3 separate regions of the Mus musculus genome follow, and regions 2 and 3 are each linked to region 1. The links are chromatin loops, found by intact Hi-C in ENCODE. Cell type or tissue: heart. All regions are shown on one strand. Region 1 has its middle 22 kb from the start of Cd300e. Region 2 overlaps Slc9a3r1 (solute carrier family 9 (sodium/hydrogen exchanger), member 3 regulator 1). Region 3 holds the start of Rab37 (RAB37, member RAS oncogene family).

What was found. A loop is a pair of places that touch in the nucleus more often than their neighbours do. Peaks named below come from ENCODE experiments on the same cell type or tissue, not always from the same donor. Only the 100,000 strongest peaks of a DNase experiment are listed, where the experiment ranks them.
Region 2: a loop joins it to region 1, with 9 times the contacts of the local background. A loop is called at or near these places in 6 of 42 quality-filtered maps.
Region 3: a loop joins it to region 1, with 10 times the contacts of the local background. A loop is called at or near these places in 36 of 42 quality-filtered maps.

The regions. Positions count from the first base shown.
Region 1 is chr11:115,080,402-115,088,401 of GRCm38, forward strand. No RefSeq gene overlaps it. Among named protein-coding and RNA genes, the nearest start is that of Cd300e, 22 kb to the left of the region's middle. In heart, a CTCF peak has its summit at 651; a DNase peak (open chromatin) is centred at 3,140; H3K27me3 peaks cover 3,167 bases.
Region 2 is chr11:115,178,802-115,186,801 of GRCm38, forward strand. Slc9a3r1 (solute carrier family 9 (sodium/hydrogen exchanger), member 3 regulator 1) reads left to right here. Exons shown (of 6, transcript NM_012030.2): 4 at 249-289; 5 at 1,206-1,295; 6 at 1,514-2,377. The coding sequence ends at 1,708. Nat9 (N-acetyltransferase 9 (GCN5-related, putative)) reads right to left here. Exons shown (of 7, transcript NM_025400.4): 2 at 7,948-8,000; 3 at 6,206-6,315; 4 at 5,682-5,825; 5 at 4,824-4,883; 6 at 4,554-4,648; 7 at 4,028-4,464. The coding sequence ends at 4,225. Among named protein-coding and RNA genes, the nearest start is that of Nat9, 4.6 kb to the right of the region's middle. In heart, a CTCF peak has its summit at 3,715 (motif pointing left); DNase peaks (open chromatin) are centred at 1,310, 3,720 and 6,360; H3K4me3 peaks cover 545 bases; H3K27ac peaks cover 373 bases; H3K27me3 peaks cover 269 bases.
Region 3 is chr11:115,150,402-115,158,401 of GRCm38, forward strand. Rab37 (RAB37, member RAS oncogene family) reads left to right here and starts at 3,777. Exons shown (of 9, transcript NM_021411.4): 1 at 3,777-3,890; 2 at 6,526-6,636; 3 at 7,550-7,591. The coding sequence starts at 3,798. In heart, a CTCF peak has its summit at 3,416 (motif pointing left); DNase peaks (open chromatin) are centred at 1,820, 3,540 and 7,690; H3K4me3 peaks cover 2,088 bases; H3K27ac peaks cover 2,300 bases; H3K27me3 peaks cover 4,195 bases.

The sequences.
Region 1 (8,000 bases):
AAAGATTAATTTATTTATTTTATGTATATGAGTACACTGTCACTGTCTTCAGACTCACCAGAAGAGGGCATTGGATTCCATTACAGATGGTTGTGAGCCACCATGTGGTTTCTGGGAAATGAACTCAGGACCTCTGGAAGAGCAGCCAGTGTTCTGAACTGCTGAGCCAACTCTCCAGCCCCCGATCTTATTTTTTTCAGCATCTATTTTTATTTATATATTTATGTCTGCATGAGTTTATGTGCAGTTCATACTGCAGGTGCTCACAGAGGGCAGAAAAAGGCATCAGGTCTCCTGGAACTAGAGTTACAGGGGTTGCAACCTGCCTGATGCTGATGTAAATGCTGAGGACAGAACCCAGGTCCCGTGTGTGAGTTGTGAGCACTCACAATTAGTTAGCCATTTCTCCAGGACCAATTTATTGTGCTCTTAAATATGCGTATGTATACACGTATGTGGTAAGGGAGTGGTATACGCACATGTGTCCAGGAGCCCGTGGAAACCAGAATAGAGCTTCGGGTCCCGGGAGCCAGAGTTACAGGCAGCTGTGAGCTGCACAACACAGGCACTGGAACCTTGGTCGTCTGCAAGAGTAGCAAATGTTCTTAACTGCTGAGCCATCTCTCGGGCCTGCAGTTCTTCATCATTACCACACTGTGGCAGCACTTGCAGCTGGCTTTGAATAAAGGACTCTCAGATGTAGAGACAAAGTGGACTTCTCATACGTGGACGACAGGAAGCTTGTGTGTGAAGGTTCACAGCGGTGCTGTTTGCAACAAACAAAAACCAGGAGGCGCCATGCGTCCTTGGAGGGGAGAATGAATGAGCATTTGTGGTGTATTCGTTCAGCTCAACGCTACCAAGCAGCCCTTGGAGCCGTAAACTGCAGCAACATTGGCAAAACAAGAGAGTCTAGGAGGTGATTTTAAGTCAAAGTACCAAGGAAGCCGAGCATGGTCGTTCATGCCTGTAATCCCATCACCTGGGAAGCTGAGACAGGAGGATTGCAATGAAGTTGAGGCTAGCCTGGGCTACAGTGTGAGACCCTGTTTCAAAAGAGAAAAGAGACCAGGTACTAAGAGTGTGTGCTACTCTGGAAAACAGTTTGGTTCCCAGCATCCAAGTCAGGCAGTTCTGGAGTGCCCGTTACTCCAGCTCCAGGAGATCAAGCGCCCCCTTCTGGACTCCAGGGGCATCTGCACTCACATGTGCCAGGCACACACCTCTCCCCAGAAACACATAAATAAAATTTAAAAAACTTTAACACCTTTAATCTTAGCACTCCGGAGGCAGAGGCAGGTGGATCTCTGAGTTTGAGGCCAACCTGGTCTACAAAATGAGTTCCAGTACAGCCAGGGCTACACAGAGAAACCCTGCATCAAATTATTATTATCATTATTATTATTATTATTATTACAATAAGAAATTAAAGACCAAAAAAAGCAACTAGGTGATGGTGGTACACACCTTTAATTCTAGGAGTCAAGAGGCAGAGGCAGGTGGATCTCTGTAAGTTTGAGCCCAGATTGTTCTGCAGAACAAGTTCCAGGACAGCCAGGGCTACACAGAGAGACCCTGTTTCAAAATAATCATGCGTGCACACGTGCATAAAAAAAGGAAGGGAGATGGTTGTTCCTCCAGGCGATCATCGAATTGGGATGAGCATATGGCTAAAGCAGCTCACCACTAGGTTCCTTAGGGTTCTTCTGTGCTCCTGTGGCACTGGGATGGAAGAATGAATGAATGAATGAATGAATGAATGAATGAATGTCATTTATTCATGAATGATAAATGAGCCAGATATCAATTTAGTTCAACCATAGTCCAGTCTGATTCGCTATACCCCGAGTTCCATCTTAAAGAAAACTGAGCTGAGAACTTAATAAACGGACCCTTTGGATAGAGGGATTGAGTTACCCTCTCCCAGTCTTCATTCAACTGTACACCTCGGGGCTGGGGACAGACAGCCTGGAGGACCTGGGAGCACCTTCTGTCTCTTTTTGGAAAATGGCTGAAATCAGATCCCTGTAAGCAGGTGGCAGGCTGGGTGGGAGAGGCCGCTGGAAAAGGATCATGGCCAAGTGAGGTGTGACTTCAACAAAGAGAGAGCTGCAAAAACATGATGCCTCCCTTGCAGAGAATCTCTTGCCTGTGCCCTGGCAGCTGCTGCGGTCTGGGGGGAGGGGTGTGTAAGGGAGGGGTCATCTGTATTATTATCAACAGTCAAAACTGACGCTTAAAGAGCAAATTCCTCCCCAATAGGCAATATGCATATTCAAAATCCCAGAAAGTGATCGATCACAGACAACTTCTCTGAACTAAACACATTTTTACTTTAACATTTTCTATTACATTTTACTTAATTTGGGAGTGTTCAGGGGGCGGGATCATGCCACAATGCACATGTGGAAGTCAGAGGACCACGTCTGGGAGTTTTACCTGCTAAGCACTTTTTTTTTACTTGCTAAGATGTATTTCTGACCCTGACTTATTTTTAGAGGATACGTTTATAGGGAAGCAATGTGATGTTAGAATATTTGTCACACACAGTGCGGGATTATGAACTCTCTCACCTGGAATTCTTTGTGACAAGAACCTTTTAAGATATGTTCTATTTTTAATTATGTATATATGTGTGTATGTGTGGAAGGTGGGCGCATGCATATACACACAGGTGCCAGAAGATGCCAGAGGCATCAGATCCCGCCGGCCTCACCCCCTCCCCGCCCCCCCCCCCAGAACTGGAGTTAGAGTGCTGGTGGGCTGGGAATGGAGCCCAAGTCCTTTTTGAGAACAGTATGTGCTATTAACCACTGAGTGACCTCTCCAGCCCTAAACTTTTTCAAATAGAACGTGGCTGTGACCCGAATTCACTGTAGTGTAGAATGGTTTGCTAAAATGTGCTCAGTAAAGAGAACTTGAGTCCTTGGACCAGGCTCTTCCACCACACAGTGAAGGAATGGTGCAGGAGGGATCTAAAGGGTTGTAAGTAAGCTTTGACTTTACCTGCTATCCTGTTGTGCTCTGAATATCCCCTTCTCTTAGGGACTGTGAGTTTGTCCATTCTCAACATTAAAGTTGCCTGGAGACGCTGCTGAAGACAAATGTCCACTAGGTGGCAGCAGTGAGTCATGGAGCGCTTCACACTCTGTGGCGGAACCCCTTGAATGTAGAGGAAACTCTTGGGAAAGGGGGAACAGCTGAGGGGCCAACTGTGGAGGGACCAGAGAGGCTCCTGGAGTCCCAGCCAGGGGGCTGTCTTCATAGTCAGGATGTTGAAGTAAATGTGACTCACGATGGAGTCATTAGATGCTTCCTGTACCACTCTGGAGTGGTGAGCCCTCTTAGCTCTGAGACCCTGACCCTTCCGATGGGATTACAAACCGAGTCGAGCTGAGCCGAGCCGAACCTGAAAAAGTCCCCGTGGTGGGAAGTTTTCAACTAAGGAGCAGAGCTAAGAAGCTCTGAATACACTTTCACAGTCTGAACTGGGTGTGAGCTGTGACTCTTCATGAGGAACGCCCTGGCAGGATGGACGGTGGCAACGCAGCTCTACCTGGGCCAGCATGGCTCAGGGGCTGCTGACCCAATGAGCCCGCTGCGTGAACTTTGTGGCACTTGCTGCCCTCGGGTCTCATTATGCAGCTCTGAGCTGGGAATGGTATCGTTACCAGCAGGTTACTGAGTGAGATTAAGTTAGATCCATTAAACAGGCAAAAGAGCCTGGCACGTGATTGCCACAGTACATGGTTCATTCATTATTCATCCCTGATTCTCTGGAAAGCATGTGCTAAGGGGGAAGACAAGGGACAATAACCATGTGGCAGCCCGTGTCCTGGAAAGTGACCTAAGTGACTGACTCTCTCTCTCTCTCTGTCTCTCTGTCGCTCTCTCTCTGATCTCCCTCCCTCTCTCTGTCCTCTCTCTTTTTCTGTCTCTGTCTCTCTACCCCCTCTATCTGTCTCTCTCTGCTCTCCCTCCCTCTGTCTGTCCTTCTCCCTCTTTCTCCCTCCCTCCCTCCTCTCCTTCACTATATAGCCCAGGCTGACCTCAAACTCACAGCTATCTCGCCCTAATGTCCTAAGTGCTAGGATTATAGATGAGTACCACTTGGGGCCTTTCTCAAGGATGAAGAGAGATGCAAGGTGACCCTGTCCTCGGTGAGCCTTCTCTGAGTCTCACCTCCTTGCTCTAGCCTTCTGTCACACTAAATCCATATTGTTCCCAATGACAATGCCCAGATGGAGCACACACAATGGGGCAGACTCCGTGCCAATGTGTCTAAGCATCCTTCATTTAATTTCCACAATAACCATAAAAAAGTCACGTGGAGATGAGCCTGGCAAAAGAGCAAACCAAGCTGCACACTCAGTAAAGGGCAGGTCGAGATGGGTCCAACGTTCGGGTTGTAGCTGCTTATGCTATCTCATCTCCTTCCCCGACGGCCCTTGTCACGTGGGATGAGCAGCCCTACCTGTCAGTCACGTGGAGCGCACTGCCGTCTGTCAGAGGCAGGAACTGTGGCTCTTTTGTCTGTGTAGCATGAGCGCTGGCAGAGGCCTGGCCAGGGGTGAGTGGATGAATGGGGAATGAGCCTCTCACAGCTCCCGGGAAGGAGCCGTAGTCACCATTGTTTTCTCTGGGTCAACCCGACCCATAGCCTCCATTCCCACCAGGGAGGACAGGCTGCGGTGGAGGACCCTGCCCCTCCCGTGCGGCCCTCACTATCGTGGAACTTAGCCATGGACCTGTACAAGCCCCTCCAGAAGGTAGAGAAACTGCCAGAACGCCATCCCATCTCCGAGCCACAAGGCTTTCTGCAGCATGAAAGCCCCGTGGAGTTTATCATGGAGTTCCCAATGAGCCTTGACCATTGGACTTAGCAGGTTGCCAGCCTGACGTTTATCAGCATGGTTCAGGCACAATTCCTTAATGACCCAGAATGCACCTGCTGCTTAATCTCCATGTCAGACACAGTTTAAAAGCTCAAGAATAGTATTCTGGATATGGATACATTCAGATGGGGGTGTGTGTCTGGTTTCTGTGTGTCTATGTGTCTGTGTGTCTATGTGTATGTGTGTGTTTGTATATCTGTGTGTTGTGTGTCATGTATGGACATTTGTGTATATGTGTGTGTCTGCGTGTGTCTGTGTGTGTATATGCATGTTTGTGTCCATGTGTGTGTATATATCTGCGTGTGTTTGTGAGTGTGTCTGTGTGTGTGCATGTTCATGTGTGTGTGTCTGTATATGTGTATGTATGGTTTCTGTATATGTGCATGTGTGTATGTGTGCACATATGTGCGCATATGTGTACATGTGTATGTGTGTGTTTGTGTGTGTACAAGTTCATGTGTGCATGGTTTCTGTGTTTGTGTGTGTGCACATACATGTGCATGGGTGTCTGTGTGTATCTATATGTATGTGTATGTTTGTGTGTCTGTGTGTTGTGTATCATGTATGCACACTTGTGTGTATGTGCATATGTATGTATGTGTGCGCATGTGTGTATGTGTGTGTGTTCATGTCTGTGTGTGTGTGTGCATCTGGTCTTTCTATATTTATGTGTGTGTATCTGGTCTTTTTGTGTCTGTATGTGTGTCTGTCTATGTGTATGTGTGTTTGTTTGTGTGTCTGTGTTTTGTGTATCATGTATGCACACTTGTACATATGTGTGCCTGTGAAAGCTAGAGTAGAACTTGGTCAGAGGAAGTAGGATTCTCATGGCTGTGATTCTGGAAACGACTCCTGATTCCAAGCTCCTTCCTTCTTCTTTGCTTCCTATCACAAGGCGAGTCCACACGCTCCCAATGCCATAATGTTCTGCCATAGATTTCCAGGATTGATGGAGCCAAGGACCAAAGAGCTTTGAGACAGACCTCCCCTGCTTCCGTTGCTTGTGATGGACACTTTGTCACAGCAATGCACAAGTGACTGGCACAGACAAGAAAGGAGCCATCCAGGGGGCGCAGCACCTGATACCTGAGAACCTCAGAAAATGGTAGCAACCACTAAGAGGCAGTAAACGATTTTACTCAGAGTTTCCAGGACAGAAGGCTCTCTTGGTTCCTTTTCTGTCGAGAAGCAACTCCAGGAAGCAAGGGCTTGTTGGGCTCACGGTTTAAGGAGATGCGATCAATCATGGAGGGGAAAGCATGGTGCCACCCCACTGAGCGTGCAGCTAGAACTCTCCATATTCTGGCAGAACAGGAAGCAGAGGGCAGACAGGAAGCAAAGCTGGGCCATAAACCCATGAGGTGTGCTCCCAGTGATGCCACTTCATCCAGAGAAAGTCCCCCTCTTAAAAGTTCCAGAACCTTCCAAAATGACACCACTGCCTAAGGAAACAAATATTCAAACATGAGCCAAAGGGGGGGACATTTCATCTTCAAACTGGAGAGATGGTATTTTCAATTTGGCGGGGTCTACTGTTCACCCAGCAGAATATGGAGGAAAAAAAAAAAGGCACGGACTTCAATAGATTTATATGAGCTCTGAGAACCCTAGGGATCAAAAATGTAAAAGCACTCCCTAAAGTAAATACTGCAGTGGACCTTTTGAGCATCTGTCTTTTCCCAGCTCAGATGTCTACTTTTACCCGTGGGAGCGTTTACTACTCTTTTCTTTTCTAAAACACTAACTCTATCACTTAAAAAATGTGGAGGGCTGAAGAGACAGAGCAGCAATTAAAAGCTCCTCTCGCAGAGAAACGAGTTCTGTGGGTTTAGTCCCCAGCACCACATGGCACTCATCCATAACTCCAGTCCTAGGGAGTCCAACTCCCTCATATCAGCGTCATGATATATTAATGCCAAGACATATCTGCACCATGACATATCAGCACCATGACATATCTGCACCATGACATATCAGCACCATGACATATCAGCACCATGACTTACTGGTACCATGTCTTATCAGCATCATGACATATTGACACAAGAAAGGTCCCCTAGGACACTAATAGTGACAGACACAGAGTTTGAGGTGTCAAAATCTGACTGTAACATCTATGCAATTCTTCTGCAAATATAAAATCATTTAAAAACCAATAGTTTTCCAGAATCATGCCTATTGATATAGGGTGGGGAAGAAATAGAGAGGGGGAAAGAGAGGAAAAGAGGAATGGGGTATCAATGCACTGTCTCACACCCAGGAGACTCAAGAAAAAGGATCTACTATTAACAAAGCAATGCATGAGGGACAGTGAGATGGCGCAGAGGACAGAGGTGCTTGTGGCCAAGCCCAACAACCTGAGTTCAATTCCTGGAACCCACATGGTGGAGAGAGAATCAGCACCACAAATGTGTCCTCTGCCTCTACATGTGTACCAGAGTGACCACACATAGACACAGAAACTACAGACACACACACAACATGCAAATGCTCTCACACACACATGTACACATGCACACACAAGCACACACACACACACACAAGCACACACATGTGTACACATGCACACACACAAGCACACACATGTACACATGCACACACACACAAGCACACACATGTGTGCATACACACATGCACACACATGTACACACACAAAGAAACCCTATATCAAAAAGAAACCAAAAGAAGAAAGAAAGAAAGAAAGAAAGAAAGAAAGAAAGAAAGAAAGAAAGAAAGAAAGGAAGGAAGGAAGGAAGGAAGAGGGGGGAGGAAGAGAAGGGGGCTGAGAGGGAAGGAAGGAAGGAAGGAAGGAAGGGAGGAAGGAAGGAAGGAAGGAAGGAAGGAAGGGAGGGAGGGAGGGAGGAAGGAAAGCAGGCAGGCAGGCAGCTGAACAAAGCGGGGGAAGCAAGCTAAAAACCCTGTTATTCTGTGGTCTCTGCTTGGGATCCAGTCTCCAGGTTCCTGCCTTCATCTCCCCATAATGGAAGTACAAGATGAAATAGAGTTTTTTCTCCCCAAGCTGGAACATTCCAGAGGAAGGAGGAAAAGGGCAAAGAGAGTGGATGCGGGGTATGATACAAAAAGAACAAAAATAGCCAAGTCACA
Region 2 (8,000 bases), 98 kb after region 1:
AAAAATAAGTTTTAGTTGCAAGTAAGGTATTGCATGGTAGTGTTATGGAGGTGGGGGTGTCTTGTTTTCTGAAATTATCAAACAAGTCTTTCTGTGTACTGGGTCATCAAAATGTCAAATGTACACGCACTGGGTTGCAGCCAAAAAAGTTGTAGCCACTGGCCTCCGGTATGAAGTCTGGAGTCCAACCTCCTCTGTTCTCCTCCTGCAAACTTTCTGAGCTGACCTTTGCTCTCTCCCTCATCTAGGCCCCTTGCCTGAGCCCTTCAGCAATGGAGAGATACAGAAGGTAAGGGGTCCCCTAACCCACTACCCCCACATCTCTGTAGGGACAGGGCAAGTGGTGGCACAGATGAGAGACTGGCTTAGGCTCACACATCGGGGACCAGTTCCAAATTCTTCCTGAGTTTCGAGCCTTAGGCCTGCCAGAGTACCCCAGCCCCTGTCAGGGGGCAAAGCTGTCACTTGGGAAAGGCTAGCCTGGGGCCCCTCTGCAGCCCCCGCCTCCAACTCCCACCATACAGAAGAGGCCATTCTTTCCCCTAAGAACAGAACCTCAGTGTCTGGCTGCTGGTCCTACTACTTCCAACCCCTCCTCCTCGGGCAGAGGGGAAGGGGGTGAGGCTGGGAGCCAGCCGAGGCCGTGGAAGGACCCAGGAAGGGGCTGAGTGCCAGGCTCAACACCCCAGCCAAAACCTCTACTCAGGCATGGGCTGTCTCAGAATCAGACCATGGAGCCGGGAGTGGGCAGGATCTGCTGAAAGGCTCCTCATCAGGAGACCTGGTGGAGGCAAGAATCCAGCCATGATCCCAGCCTGCTGCCGCCCCATCCATGTTCTAGAACACCCGATCTATCTTCTCTCTCAAAGACCCTGGTTGGCTACTTTGGAGTTAAGGGATCATAGATGTTCTTCACACCAAACAGAGAGGAAGGACCCAGGTAGCCCTGTGCTCCAGGAAGCCCCTCCTGGGTCACTGGTCCAAGTGAGTCAGTGCTCAGGAGTGCTGGGGAGGATGAGCGGGCAGCAGTTCTCCGCCCCTGCCTAGGTGATGGATGGAACCAGGCTGCCCCAATCCTTTTAGGAATGCAGTAGTGTAAATCTGGAATCTGGATGGATGGCCAAGGCCTGAGCGAGGACCCTTCTCTCCTCGGGAGTTTCCTTTCCCATTCCCTGCCAACACATATTTTCTCCTCTCTGTGCCAGGAGAGCAGCCGTGAAGCCCTGGTGGAGCCAGCTTCAGAGAGCCCCAGGCCAGCCCTGGCAAGATCTGCCTCCAGCGATACCAGTGAGGAGGTAGGCTGGCCCCATGGGGGTTGGTTACGGGAAGCCATTTCCAGGATACTCTGGTTCCTGGCACACTAGCCTGCCCTTGAGGTCATGTGCTGAGGTGCAGTTTGTTCTTGTGACCTGACTACCCTGGCCATTGCTCCAAGGGATCTAATCCACTTCTCTGATGCCAAGGACTGGGGATCCCTCGGGTGGACAATTTGACTCCTTCCTCTTCTTTACAGCTAAATTCCCAAGACAGCCCCAAGAGACAAGTTTCCACAGAGCCCTCATCTACCTCCTCCTCCTCCTCTGACCCCATCTTGGACCTCAACATCTCCTTGGCTGTGGCTAAAGAGAGGGCCCACCAGAAGCGCAGTAGCAAGAGGGCCCCGCAGATGGACTGGAGCAAGAAAAATGAACTCTTCAGCAACCTCTGAGCATCCCACCTCCGTGGGCTTGTGCTAGAGGGTGGGGCTGCCCACCCTACCTAGCTCCCCTTCCCTTCTCCCCAGGTGCCCACCAATCAACATTCAGATCAGCATCAGCACCCACCCCACTTCCTGACAAATCTGATTTTTCTAGAATCCTGTTCTTCCCTCACCTTAGGGAAGGAGAATGTTTGTCCTGTCTCCCTACACTTCCCTGAGGGCTTCTTCCTACCAAAGTGTCCCCTCACCAGTCTGCCTAGAGCATCACTGGAACCCGCACTAAACAAGGACCTTTGGACCAGACAAGAAGTCTTCCCTCAACTACGTGTGATGACCAAGTCCAAGGTTGACCAGGGACTGTCTACAGCAGCCACAGCCACTGTGCACAATGGACAGGGTGCCCAGGTCCTCGGAGCTTTGGCTTGGCATCTTGGGTTCATTTGATTTTTTTTTTTAAAGAGTGTAGTATTGAGATTTTAGAGTTCTCGTTTTCATGATTCTTGTGATTTTCCTGGTCGTTGTACCCAGGGCATGGCAATGGCCTCATCCTTAAAATGTTATTTCTACTCTCACCCTGAGAGACCTGGGCAGCCAGGCTTTCCCCAGGCTGCCCGCCCTGAGCCAGGTGCCACCACTGTAAGGAAATGCCTTCAGAAATTCACTGGTTCCTTCAAAGCGCTCAAGCCTCTGTGTCCTCCTTTGTCTCTTTGCTTTCCAGCCTCGCACGCGGCGGGTAGTGTGGGTAATGACTTCCCAGGCAGAGGCAGGATGCGCTCCTGGACACCCATCTAGGGATCCGGCCACCACAGGCTTGAATGACTCTGGGGTCCACTAGGCCCGAGTCTGCGAGTCAGTGCGCCCTGGGGTGTGGAACGGTAGGGATGCTTATAGGGACTCTGGGAAGAGGAGGGTGACAGGAGAGTTCTTGGACACGACAAGTGGAATCTTAGTGCAAAGCTGCGTCCGGGATTTGAGGACTTGACTCTCCCCATCCCCGCCCTGTGTATTCACCCTCTATTCTCCCTCTCATCCCCCAAGGGTGTAGATTTTCAGTGATCTGAGCCTGCCCCAGACACCTGTGTCTCCCAATGGCCTGACTGATCCAGCACAGAAGAGTAGACCACTTAGCCTCCGGACACATTGTGTGGCAAGGTGGGATAGGAGGGACTTTGCAAAGGGAAATAGACTGCCTCTCTGTCAAGAGGCTTTTGAGGGCCCAGGCTGCAGGGCCAGGAGGTCCTAGGACCGGTGTTCAAGAAAAAGGGAGTGTGGCCCAGGCCACTTCCCGTTCACCTATTCTACAGGAAGACCACCCGAAACCAGGTCGCTGGTCTGAAGGAACAAGTAAAGAGGAACTGGCTGAGAAGCCCTGGAGCTCTGGGTTGGGAGAAGGGCCAGTGACTATCTGGCCATCTTAGCATTAAGGTCTGGATTCCTTACAAGAGCCCATCCGGAGCCTTTATCACAGTACCTGTCATCCTGTGCCTGCCTGCTCGGCCAGCTCTGGCCTCCCTCATCCACCCACACTTCTAAGAACCCTTTGACCCCAGGTGGAGGTCCCCAGGCTGGTGTAACAGGCCTAAGTACTGCCCTTCAGGGCTTGGAGGAACCCCTCCCTATCTCACCTGCTGGGTGGAGAAACCTTGGGGGACCTTTGACTCTAAGCTAGACCAGAACTCCTGGCTAAGGTCTGGAGTAGAGTCCAAAGGGAACCCGTAACAAGCTCCACTTCAAATTCAGGAGATATGGAGAGCAGTTTTTTTCCCTGCAGTCTCAGGTAAGAAGCCAGGACTGGGGGTGCTGGGAGATCTCGGCAGTAACCTTATCCGGAGCCATCTCTCACAAATGCACTCTGTCAGCTGTTTTGAAATCATGCCTGGCCTTTCTTCCTCACTTCTTCAGATAACAAAGGGGGATTGGGGGGGATGACACCCTTCGCCAGAGCCTAAAGAACTTTGCCAACAGTCTGGCCATCCCGAAACCGTGCCTCTGCTGCCCCCTAGTGACCAGGTTCAGTGCAGCTGCCCAGAGGCGAGGGTGATAGCTGAACGGAAGAGCCTGAAGTACTCGTACTTGAGGGAGGGGCTGAGAGTGGCCTTCAGTTTCTCTCACCTGCCGCAGGCTCCAGGCCTCTCTGACAGGGATGCTCCCCAGATACACGGAGCTATATTCAGAAGTCGCTCTTCCCTCAGACCTGTCTGGTCCCAAGGATGCTGGGCAGAGGGGCCAACCCACTCCTTCACCACATCACCTGTCTGACCTGCTGACAGGACCGACTGCCCCTGCCCTCCCCTTCCCCAGGGGGAGGGTGGGTGAACAAACAAGGGAAGCTGCCCAAACGAGTGCTTTACTCAGCCAGGGCCCCAGGGAAGGCTGGCTCTCCACATCCATCCGTTCCAGTCCCCACCTCCACCCTGACTTTTGATGGGCTCCAGCCACCCCTTCCTGTGCAGTCAGGGTCAGTGTGTGGCTCGGAGTTGGCGAGTGTTCTTGACCACTGCTAACCAGGGGAGGCCATGGCTGGCTCAGGAGAGCCTGGCGCAGACTGAAGAGACTGCACTTGTGTCTCCCATGCAGCCGTCTGGCCTTGGGAGTGGGCAGTTCCAACTCTTCTGCTCGCTCAGGGTGGCTGTCACAGGCTCGGCCTTCCTGGTCCTGTAGGGTCTCTCTTCCATGTGGCTCGTCTGCTCTAGAATCCACTTCCGCTCTGGCTCGCTCACTGCCAGCCTGAGTGTCACCTCCTGGAAGACGTTGCTCATAGCCACCTGTAGAAGCCAGAGAGCAGACCTACTGAGTACCACCCCAACACCAACAGCCCTGCTTCCCTAGGCCTCCCCACCAATGATGCCCTGACCTGCTTAAAGTGAAGTTTCTGGAACATCCGGATGCTAGGTTCATTTTCTTGCCCGATTTTGGCCTCAAACTTGGTCAGACCTAACTTCGTCACACCTCCAGTTACAGGGGGGCGGGGAGGGGAGAAGAACACAGTAAAAGCTCTACTCTTCTAGCCTCTGGTCCCAGTCTGCAGTTGGGGGCTTGTCATCTGCTGTTTCCCCCACCACCCCCAGAGGTTCAGCTGAGCTCTGCCCACCTCTACCCATGTGGTCAGTTCTGTCTGTCTTACCGTAGGACATGATCAGGAGAGACGCCTCAGTGCCAAGTCCCTGCCGCCTGTAGCTAGGCTCTAGGAGAAAGAGCACACTCACTGTGCCTGGTACTGGACACCAGGCTCTGGTGTGCATACCTGACAGGTACTGGCTCACTAATTTACCAAAACTCCACTGTTAGCATTCTGCCCGGGAAAGGCAGGCACACAGAAGTGGCAGGGCACACGAGGCTCCCAGCAATCTGAACCCTGCTCCTTTCACCAGGGAGCTCTTGGCAGAAGCTAAGGACCAAGGACGCACAAGCAGACAGGGCTCCTGCACAGCACGGCAGGACGTCTCCTGAATTGTTGCTCTGTGGAGGATCTCCTCCCAAGCAAGGGACAGGTGGAGCTGTGAAGATGACAAACGGGTGGGGCTACGGGTGGGGAAGATGGCTTTGATGCCCAGAATCCATGTGAAAAAGCTAGGTGTGGTGGCATAGACTGGGAGCCCTGGACTGGGGAGGCACAGCCAGCTAGCCTGGCCCACTTGGCAACTTCCAAGCTGGTCAGAAACCCTGTCTTAACAAAAAAAAAAAACGAAGACTTAAAAAGGTTGATGGTATGTGAGAAACAGAAGCCAAAATTGTCCTCTGGTGCATTCGAGAGTGCGCGCACGTGCACACACACACACACACACACACACCCAGGCTAAAGGTTAGGGTCACACCAAGGCATATGGAAGAAAGTGATGAACCCAAGGGTTAGTCACCGTGCTAAATGTGGGACAGGGGGACAATCAGCCACCATCCAGCGCTAGCTGACGACAGCTGACTGAGCCAGCCCTGGGCACCCAGTAAGCTCTCTGAGGTTCTGTGGGAACCTGGTGAGACAAACCTGCAATCATGACCTCGATCTCCCCCAAGGTGGGGTCTTCAAGGTCTGTGAGGAAGAGGTTCACATCTCCCACCATGCAGCTCTCTTCAGGGGGCCGAGGCTGGGCCTGCCATTTCTCTGCATCCAGCACAATGAAGGTGCACTCTGAGGGCAGAGGCAACAGGGTTAGCACCTGCAGACTTGATCTGAAGTGGAAAACAGCCTTCTCCAAGACATCTGTACTCAAAGGAACAAGGAACCCGAAGGGTAGGAGGACCTCTACCAGGCCACACACAGCAAGGGAGGGGACAGCAGGGCCTAAACAAACAGCTAGAAATCAAACTGCTTTATTTTCTCTACATCCCTCCAAGCCCAGGAAAAAGGAGTCAGCCGCAGGGATCACTTCACTTTAAGCGGTTCAAGTATGAGCAACCTCCAAACTTGTCACCATCGTAGCTTAGTGACGCCCCCGGAGGGGCAGCAGCTGAGGAGTGAGAGAAAGGGAGGGTGGAGGCTGCCTGGGGTGGGGGTGGGGGCCTCCTCACTGTCTTCATCTTCACACCAGCTACACTGCATCTCATACTCCTGCTGTAGGGTCAGCTGCTCTGAGGCTGTCAGATGCCGCAGTTCTTCTGACTTCATCCACTCGTGGTATCTGCAGGGGTGGGGAGGGGCAAAGGCCTGCCTTAGATGAGAGATACTGACTCAACAGCACTGGGCTTCCTGGGTGTGGAGGGACAGGCCTGGAGGCTCAGCACCCAGGGGGGTGGAGCCAGGAGGAGCAGCCCGTTCAAAGCTACCCTGCGTTCTAGGAGACCCTTTCTTCAAAGCAAATGAACAGGAAGAGGAGGAAGTGTTTAAGCTCTGTTTGGGAGTATTCTATGCCAGGCTCTCAACACTACAATATCCAAGCAGCAATGAAGTATAAGGTACAAACAAACAAGAATCTGACACTGGGTGTGGTGGCGCATGCTTTAGTCCCAGCACCAGGGAGGCAAAGGCAGGTAGGTCTCTTTCTATAGCCTACATAGTTCTAGGCCAGCCAGGACTACCCAGTGAGTCCCTGTCTCTAAATAAATATACATAAATTTAAAAATAAAATAAAATACGGATGTGACATCCGCTCTTTTCTGGTTTTGCCCACACAGGATAAGTGCTGTGGAAGTAAGGACGTTAGTCATTTTCACTCTATGTCTAAACACATTGTAGCTGGGCAGTGGTGGCGCACGCCTTTGATCCCAGCACTTGGGAGGCAGAGACAGGTGGATTTCTGAGTTCGAGGCCAGCATGGTCTACAAAGTGAGTTCCAGGACAGCCAGGGCTACACAGAGAAACAGAGAAACCCTATCTCGGGGGGGGGGGGGGGGATAAAAACAAAAACATTGTAGGTATTCAGTTAATATATAATCGATTAAAAAAATACCCCACTCAAAAAAAGAAAAAGAAAAACCACAAAAAGTCTGAGTTTGTGCTTTCTGAGGTGAAGTGGGTATGGGTAGGCAGGAAAGGTAGGTTCTTTTCTCAGGCAGCAGCAGAGAGGGTAGCTCTAGGGGCCCAGCTTCCCACCCAGGTAATATAAAACCAAACACTCCCCCAGTTCCTGAGGGTAAGGGTATGCCAGTCCAGCCCAGCAAAGAGGGCTGAGGAGACCTCTACAAGGCAGGGTGACAGATCTCCCCAATGCAAAACTATTGTCCCCTACAGAGCCAGCTTCTCAATCTGTCAGATGTTTGCCAACTAACCTCACAAAGAGTCCCTGAATCTCACTTCTGGCCTTTAAACAGTAGGCATCAAAATAATGAATTCAACATCTGGGACAAGCACACGTTAAGTCTCCAGAGGATACCAGGGAACGCCATAAGTAATTTAGAACGAGGGAAGAAGACATGGCTTTGTTTTTTTGTTACACACACATCTAGATGATGTAATCCCTCATTGAAAAGCCAAAAAGAAAGCAGAGAGATGGATGACAAGGAAAATAAATGAAAAATGAGCCCTCCACTTCAGCTTTATTCCTCCTGCATGTAATTCCCACCCCCAACCCCCCACTTTGAGTCACAGTCTCATTAAGTATCCCTAGCTGGCCTGGAACTTATTATATTGCCCAGGCTAGCCTCAATCTCACGGAAGAGATGGACCTGCCTCTGTCTCCCAAGTGTTGGGCCAGAATCAAAGGTGTACAGCACCACACAAGTGACGTTTGTTAAACAAGACAGGCTCCTAGATTAAGGCACCCTGTTTCCAATTGCCCTCCACGCTACAACCAGTCGGGTAATGAGTTAGTTACCTGGGCACATGCTCGGAGGTGTAGGGTACCAGGACCACCTTCTTGCCCACTAG
Region 3 (8,000 bases), 70 kb after region 1:
TCCTGGCTTGCTCAGCCTGCTCTCTTATAGAACCCAAGACTACCAGCCTAGAGATGGTCCCACCCACAAGGGGCCTTTCCCCCTTGATCACTAATTGAGAAAATGCCGTACAGTTGGATCTCATGGAGGCATTTCCGCAACTGAAGCTCCTTTCTCTGTGATAACTCCAGCTGTGTCAAGTTGACACAAAACTAGCCAGTACAGCCTGGGTGCTGTGCTGTGAGTGATCTTTGCACCATGGTTTGAAAAACCTGAGCGTCAACTTTGTTGCTCCAGCCTCTACCCTAGTCTTCCCTCCACATCTGGACCCTGCAGTCAGTGGGCTGGGTGCTTCACAGCCCTGGGGTTCTCTTCAGTCCACCTGCATGTCTGGGAAGAACTCAGATGTGCCTCTAAACAGGAAGGAGAGATGCCGGTGTCACTGGCTCTCCCTCTATCAGGAGTGTGAGTGTCCTCTAGCACAGTAGGGTGAGAGTTTCTGGTTGGAGGGTAATGTGGTGTGCATGTGCACTTCGCATCTGGGGGACATGAAAGAGGTTGGGTAATTTATAGTGTTTTATATTTGAGAGTGATTGGGGCATCCGTTGAGGATGTGAGTTATGGGGTCAATTTGAGGGCATGTGGGCATTGATGTATTTTATGAGCTCGTGGTGGAATGCAAATTATGTCTGTGGTTTCCATGTGCTGAGAGACAAGCACCTGTCTGGAGTGAAGTGGGGGGCCTGTGTCTGGGAGTCGTGTAAGACATGGTATGCTTGTGCTACGACAGGAGATGAGTGTAATGATGTTTCATGACATGCAATCTAGTGTGTGTTTGTGATATGAAGCTTGTATGTTAAGGGATTGTGTGAGGTGTGCATGTGAGGCATGGCTGTGTTACAGTGTCGGTGTCAGAGTGTGTGACTGTGGTAAGACGTGAGATGTAAGCAGCTATGGGAGAGACTCAGGTTGTTGGGGCATGCACACAGTATCAGCGCAGAGGTCAGAAAGCCTTGGTGGTATGTTCTAGATCATTCCCTCTGTCCTGAAGGCTACATCTTATGATTCCCTGCCCTTGCGTGAGCGTCTCTTCTACACAGCCCCACTCTGAAGGTCCTTAAGGCCCTCGTGCTTCTGTCTGTCTCAGGACTGCCCTTGAACACACCACAGGATATTACAGCATCTCAGGGGACAAAGCATGGCTCATCCATACTTGACTGCCTGCATGCTGCAGGCCCAGGGAACATAACCCAGAGTTGCTAACAAGCATTGCCCAGAAAAAGGACTGAACTCTCCCCGGTTCTCTGTAAGAATGATTTTATCTCTGTCGTCTCTGGAGGTGCCTGGGTTGCTCCATCCCAAACCCATTCCTCTAAGGCAAGTGTAAGCAAGTATATGTGACCAGTAGCTTAGCTCCAGCTGTAGTGGCAAGCTTAGCTAAACCACTTTGGCTCCCAGACAGTTGCGTGCTTACAAGCAGAGCCTTCTGGATTCGCGAAAAGAACACACACACACGCACACATTAGCTTATTTTTGATATGTCTTGACTAGCTCAAAGGCTGGGCAGTTCTGATCCTCCGCCCAGCTAGCATACATTTCCCTCCGGTACTCCTGACTCAACGCCTTCTGAATCTGGGTTCTCTCTTCGCTGCCCTGTTACCTTCTGGGCCCCTCCCCTAGGGCTGCTTTCCCTTCCCACTTACATTTTGGACGGTTTCTCCTTCTGCAGCTCTAAATCTGACCCATCTCGCTAGATCATCTCCAGTTTTCTCCCTGGCTGCCGGCCCTCACAAATCCCCCAGGTCCCGCCCACCTCAGTTTACCTGCCCAGCCATTGGCTGTAAAGCAATCCTTTAATGCCAATCAAATCCAGCTGGGGGCGGAGACAGAAGGTCTGGGACCTCTGCCTTTGGGAGCCGAATTGAATTGAGACAGCGTTAGAACCAATCCCTAACACCAGCTAAGCCCTAACCTCTGAAGCCTTTGCCTCCTCCCAAAATAATAATGGAGCCAACAACACACACCAAAGTCCCAAACCAAGGGGTCAGTAGTATCCCAGTCGAATTCTCCCTACCGCTTCCCAGCTTCTCTTAGCTCCGGGCATCGTCCCTGTTCCTTGGAGTCATCAAATATTCCTGTCTCTACCTCTGGCTTCACGAGGCTGTCTTCTAGCCATTTGCTTTAAACCTTTCCCCATCACACAGTCACACTGGGTTAGGGGCTTGTCTCAGTTAATTTTCCCGTTGCTGTGATAAAATACCCGGACACAAACAGCGTGTGAAGAAGGGAAGTTTGGTTAGATTCCATCGAGACGGGGGAAGCCCCAGCAGCAGGAGCCTGAGGCAGCTAACCTCAAACAAGCAACAGAGAACAAGAGGTGTGATCTCTTCCTTTTCATGCTGCCCTCCTCTGGAGTGGGTCTTCCCACCTCGGTCAACCTAATTAAGATATTCCCTCACAGCATGACTCTAGGGCCTGCCAAGTTAATGATCAGTATTAACCATCACGGAACCCCTATTCCAGTATGGCCCAGTTCTAACCTACATCTCTAATGTTCCTGTTGCCAAGGAAGGCCACACACATTTTGGGTACCAGTGCCTAGGACTTCAGCATATCTCTTGGGGGACACGATGTACCCCCACAACATTAGTTTTCAGTGGACGGTGAGCAAGGGGCAAGCCACTACCCCTCTCCAATTCCCACCTCGACAAAGTCACCTCCATCCAGGCTCCGGGATCTCCTCTCAGCTGTCATGAAATAGTTCCTGCTGATGTACACAGCCATTTCCCAAGTCATAGTCACCCCAAAGCCAGCCCTCACTGCCCTCACCTAAAAAGTTGAGGGGCCCAACCCCCTTCCTACACCCCGCATCCAGTCCCCGCATCCTGTTCCTTTCTATACAGCGTTGAGATGTTGAAAAGTTGGCCCACAAGCTACTGAACCCTGGTATGTGCAACCCCAGATTCTCCATATCCCCCGTCATCCGGAGCTGCAGGGTTCCTGGGCTGTACTAGAAACAGCTCAAAACGACCCACGACTTCATGAATTCCTGTGGCACCCACTCGGTGGCTAGGCCTAGGCCTTCCCTGAATAATGTTGGCCCTATCTTGTCCCCTTGGAAAGATGGGCTTCAAGAGCTCACCTTCCCGTGGTGGGAGGACATCAGGGGCTTAGACTAACAAATGAGGGAGAAACATGGCAAAGAGCTCCAAGTGTTAGCACCACCCAGGAGCTCCCCAGATGGTCAGTGCGCTCCAAGGTGAGTGTCGGTGAAAAAGTAGGCTCAGATGAGCTGAGGTCTATCAGAACCGCTTGGGTGCTAGTCTCAGAATGCAACTTCCTGTCCAACATTGTTCAGGGACGTCCCCAGCTTCTTGCCTGCAGGTAAGTACCGGACTGTCAACTGGCTGGAGCTCGGGCGCGCCCTGCTGGCCACTGCATTGCCGCAGTAGGAAACCAAGCCCCACACCTTCCGCAGCTAGCTGGGTCTCCCGGGTCCGCAGCCTCGATGGCAATCTAACTTCACCACTGCGACCTTAATGGGCTGGTCCTGTAGCAGGACTCATTCCGTGCTGTAAGAGCACTAAACTAGGCTAATGTCTCTCAGGGGGACTGCCACTCCCTAGGGTGTGCATTCTGCGAGTCTCAGACGTCCTGGCTGGCGTCGTCGAGGGGATGGCGGGACGGAGGGAGGAGTCTATCAGGGTCCGAGCCGGTTGGTGGATGGGGAGGGAGGAGTGGGCGGAGCCTAGGGCAGGGCGGTTCCTCGCTCTCCCTCGCTTGCTTCGAGCCGGGCTCACCTCTGACTGTCCGGGGACATGACTGGCACACCAGGAGCTGCTACCGCTGGGGATGGCGAGGCCCCTGAGCGCTCCCCGCCCTTCAGCCCGAACTACGATCTCACCGGCAAGGTGGGTGGGCTCTGCGCTCAGTGCTGGGGACCCCCCAGGCCGGCACTTAGGGACATCCCTCCCGATGTCCTTTGCCTTAGGACCCTGTCCTTCCCTGTCTACACCCCTCTTCTGGAAGTGTCAGCTGGGTCTCTGGTCTGGGGCATAACCCCTGGGCTCATCCCAGTCTCTAGGGTTCTAGGCTGACCTCGGAGGGCATGGGGTAAGGCAGATCTGAAAGACTAAGACTCCCCCACCCTAGGAACAAAAACCCAGTTCCTTCTGCCACACTTTGGAATACTGGGAGACAGGGACTCTCTGAAGACACAGACAGGGCATCCCCGCCTTCAGAGGCATCTCAAGGTTAATGCCCTTTTTGAGCTAAGCCTCAAAAAGTGACACCTGTCACAGGCGTGCAGTGCTTTGGGTCCCCACTCAGCGGTACATCCCACCCTTCCCCTCCCCACTGCCTCCAGACATAGACTCACAGCTCCTTCCCAACACCCCAGGCTGCATGTAGCCAGCCTACAAGTCCACTTGGGAATTTTCAGAAGCTGAGAAAGAACATGGCAATTAGTGACCATGGCCCACTCTCCCCCTCCCCCCGCCCGGCCCCCCGACGACCTTAAAGGCAACTCTCTGGGGTGCATACATTCTGCAGGAATGCCCTGAATAAAAGGATGTCTGTCACCACCTCTCTTATTGGTGTCCTTGGCTTAAGCAAGTACATGGAACTCTAAAAAGAGATGCTGAGCCAGCCAGCCTCTTGCACTATTTTTCTACAGGGTTTAGGAGAGAGAAGTAAGAGCTATGCCAGGTAGAAGTGATGCCTGGTCTTGAAGGGTACCTGCCTCTTTCAGGGTCTTGGTTCCTCTCAAACACCAGATCTCACTCTCACTAGGAGCTTCACATCTCCACCCCCTAGGGTTTCAGGGGAAGCCAGTCAGCCAGCCTACCCACCCAGAGACGTTGAGATAGGCGTCCTGTGTGGGCTTGTGGCAGGAAATGGGGCTCTAAGTCCTCAGGGGAGGGGAGTTGCTGATGGCCAGCCCCCACCCCCAGGCTGATGGGGATCTCCTGACCTCCTAGCCCTGCAGGACAACTGAGCTGTTTACCTAGGAGGTGGCAAGGCTGAGCAGCTGTTTGTGTTTGGTGGACTTGATGGGCTGGGTGACCGGCTGCATCATTTGCTCAAGGCAGCTGTGATCTGTAAAGTACACAAATACCGGTATTCGCCTGCCTCCCTCCCTCCCTCCCCCTGTATGGCTGGGGCCCCAGAGCCATCAGAGTGCCTGCTGGGAGCACCTGCAAAATAGCTGACCCCCAGCCTGCCAGGCTTGGCCCAGTCCTGAGTCTGTAGCTGTGGGAAAAGAGCATGATGAGAAAAGATCCTTGGAGCACCTTAGGTCTGGGGTCTTGGGCACTCTTCTTAAGTGGTCCCCATCAATCTTGTCGTTAGTCATTGACAAGCTCCAGAAAGGCTGCAAAGGAACGAGCCCCACTCCCCCACCCCACCCCCACTTTCCTCCTACTATGGTGGGCAAGCCGATGAAAATTTCCCCAAAGCACACAGTAGGGTTTTTATAATTCGGGAACTCAGCCTTGCATCCCTTCCTTTCCGACCCACTCTGACATCTCTGCCCCACAATCAACTAATCAGGCCCAAGACCCCATAGCTAAGGAAGAAAAGCTTTTTAGCTTTGTGGCTCCGCTATCAAGTTCAGAGAGCCCTGAGCAATTCCAACCTTATTAGCAGTCTAACCAGACGGCTGGGAACATTCCAGTGTTGAGTCTACACCTCCGTTCTCCAAGATGACTGAGCAGAGAACTCCCTCTACCATACCTGCATGTTCTCCACAGTGACCCAAAGATGCCAGTTCACAGCCATTTGTCCCTCTTGGGAGGTTTCTGCTAAAAACTTCAGACAAGCTGGCTCCCCATCTCAGAATAAATTCCAGTCTTCCCTAATTCCTGCAAGCCTATTATGAGCGTAAGCCCTCATTAGACACTTCCAAATAATTGTCTGACCCAAAAGGAAACTCAAACAATAGTAATTTAAAGAGAGTGTCCTGCCCATCAAGTCTTCTCTTTCTTCTTTTAAAGATGGGGGGGGGGGGCTGGTTATTTAGCCTTAGCTAGTCCTTGAACTCAGAGATCTGCCTGCCTCTGCCTCTCAAATGCTGGGATGAAGGACCCGAACCACCATGTTCCCACCCACCTGTCAAGTCTTGGTAGGCTACGGGAGGAGAGGTCCTTTTCCCTGTGTGGGAGACCCACCCACCTGAGCATACACTCAGCATCAGTAGTCTCTGCACTGGCCAGCAATGGGCAAATATATATCCAAGGTATAGACCAACGGAATGTGAAGTTCTCTGGGGATCTCCAAGTACTTTGGAGGTCTCAGCTCAGCTTCAAGGACATTGACTAGTACAAGAAGCTCAGAGGGAGAACCTCAGAGGCTGAGGCAAGGAGACTGGGGGAGAGAGGCATGGTGATGACAGGGACAGGCTCACTGGAGGCAAGTGTCCCTCTGTCCTGCTGACATCCTTCTCCACCCATCTCTCCTTCTCTGACCCTCTCTGGGGCATCTGAAATCTCAGAAGACCCCTTCTCCCCCCTCCAGTTGCTATTAACTGCCTCTGCCCCCATCTCCTAGGTGATGCTTCTTGGAGACTCGGGCGTCGGCAAAACCTGTTTCCTGATCCAATTCAAAGACGGGGCCTTCCTGTCCGGAACCTTCATAGCCACCGTCGGCATAGACTTCAGGGTGAGGTGGCTGCAGGCTCCTCCTGCAGTGAGCTGGGCTACAGCTCAGGCTCAAGAAGGATGCTCTCTCCTTGTCTGCTTTGAATCCTGAGGGCACCTGGGGCTTACTGCCTGGAAGGCCCCAAAGGCGCTCCCACCAGGACCACAGAGATGGCTAGGTCAAAGGAGTCTGGGTAGGGCTGGCACCTTGCCCACCTTCTTCTCAGCTCTTGGATAATGTCCCCAAAACAAGGTAGCTTCATGGTCTTAAGTCCAGAGAGCCCCTTTCTAGTGGTCATCTGAACTGGGCTCTTCTGTCAAGGTCAGTTTTCAAGAAGCAATTGCCAAGTAGCTGAAGGTCTGGATTCAAAGGCAACAGATCTCAGGGCTGTCTCCCATCCCACTCCCCATCCCCAGGTATCTAAGATCTCTATATCAGTGTGCAAGAGGGACCACTGAGTACTATATATCAAAGGATCCCAGAGGGAAAGGGCCTAGCCCTAGCAGGTGAGCCTACAGAAGCTTCATGCTTCTCCCAGTGAACTGAGTGCTGAGGCTTCATGGAGAGAACTATGGGGAAAGATGGTCAAGCCTCAGAAGGCCTCGGGATGCTAATGGGTGCCTCATCACTAAAGGTGAACCCTGAGAGACAGAGATTGAAGCAGGGAAGGGGCAGAGCCTCGCACACCCTCCCTGTGCTGCCTGCTGAGTCCAACAGAGGACCAGGCAGGTTTGAAGGTTCTCGCTGCCTCGCTAGGTTAGGAGAAGAATGGATGGAGGGATCTTCGAGCAGGTCCCCACTGCTCTGTTGGCTGAAGATGTCTCAGGCTCACCACAATGCCCCACTGACTGGGACAGGAAATTGGCAGAACTCTGGGGGCCAGCCTCCCCTCCCCTCCCATCCCATCCCGACCCTCTGCCCTTTTCTCTTTCAGAATAAAGTGGTGACAGTGGATGGTGCCAGGGTGAAGCTTCAGGTACAAGCAGAAGCTGGGGCGGAGGAGGGGCTCGTGCTTGCTTGCCTCTCAACCTGAACCACAGGCCTGCAGCCCTGGCCTCAGCCTGGGGTAACTTCCTGTGGGGCCCATGAGAGGAAACTGCTTTTCTTTGTTTGATATCTGCAGAAAAAGCAGTTCCCAGGCACCCTTTCTCCTATCAAAGGCGACTCAAAGTACCCTCAGCCCGACTCAGCCTCCCTCGGGCCCCCTCCCTCCCAGTTTTCTGAGTCTCTACTGAGCTAAGGATCCCCAACCCCTAGGCTGGAGAAGAGGAAACAGCAGTAAATAGGCTTAGGATCCCAGAAAGGCGATTTAAGAGGTCGTCAGATGCTGGGGAGCCTTGAGAACTGTGAGAAACCCAAAGAAGGAAACGGCTCCCCCCCGGCCC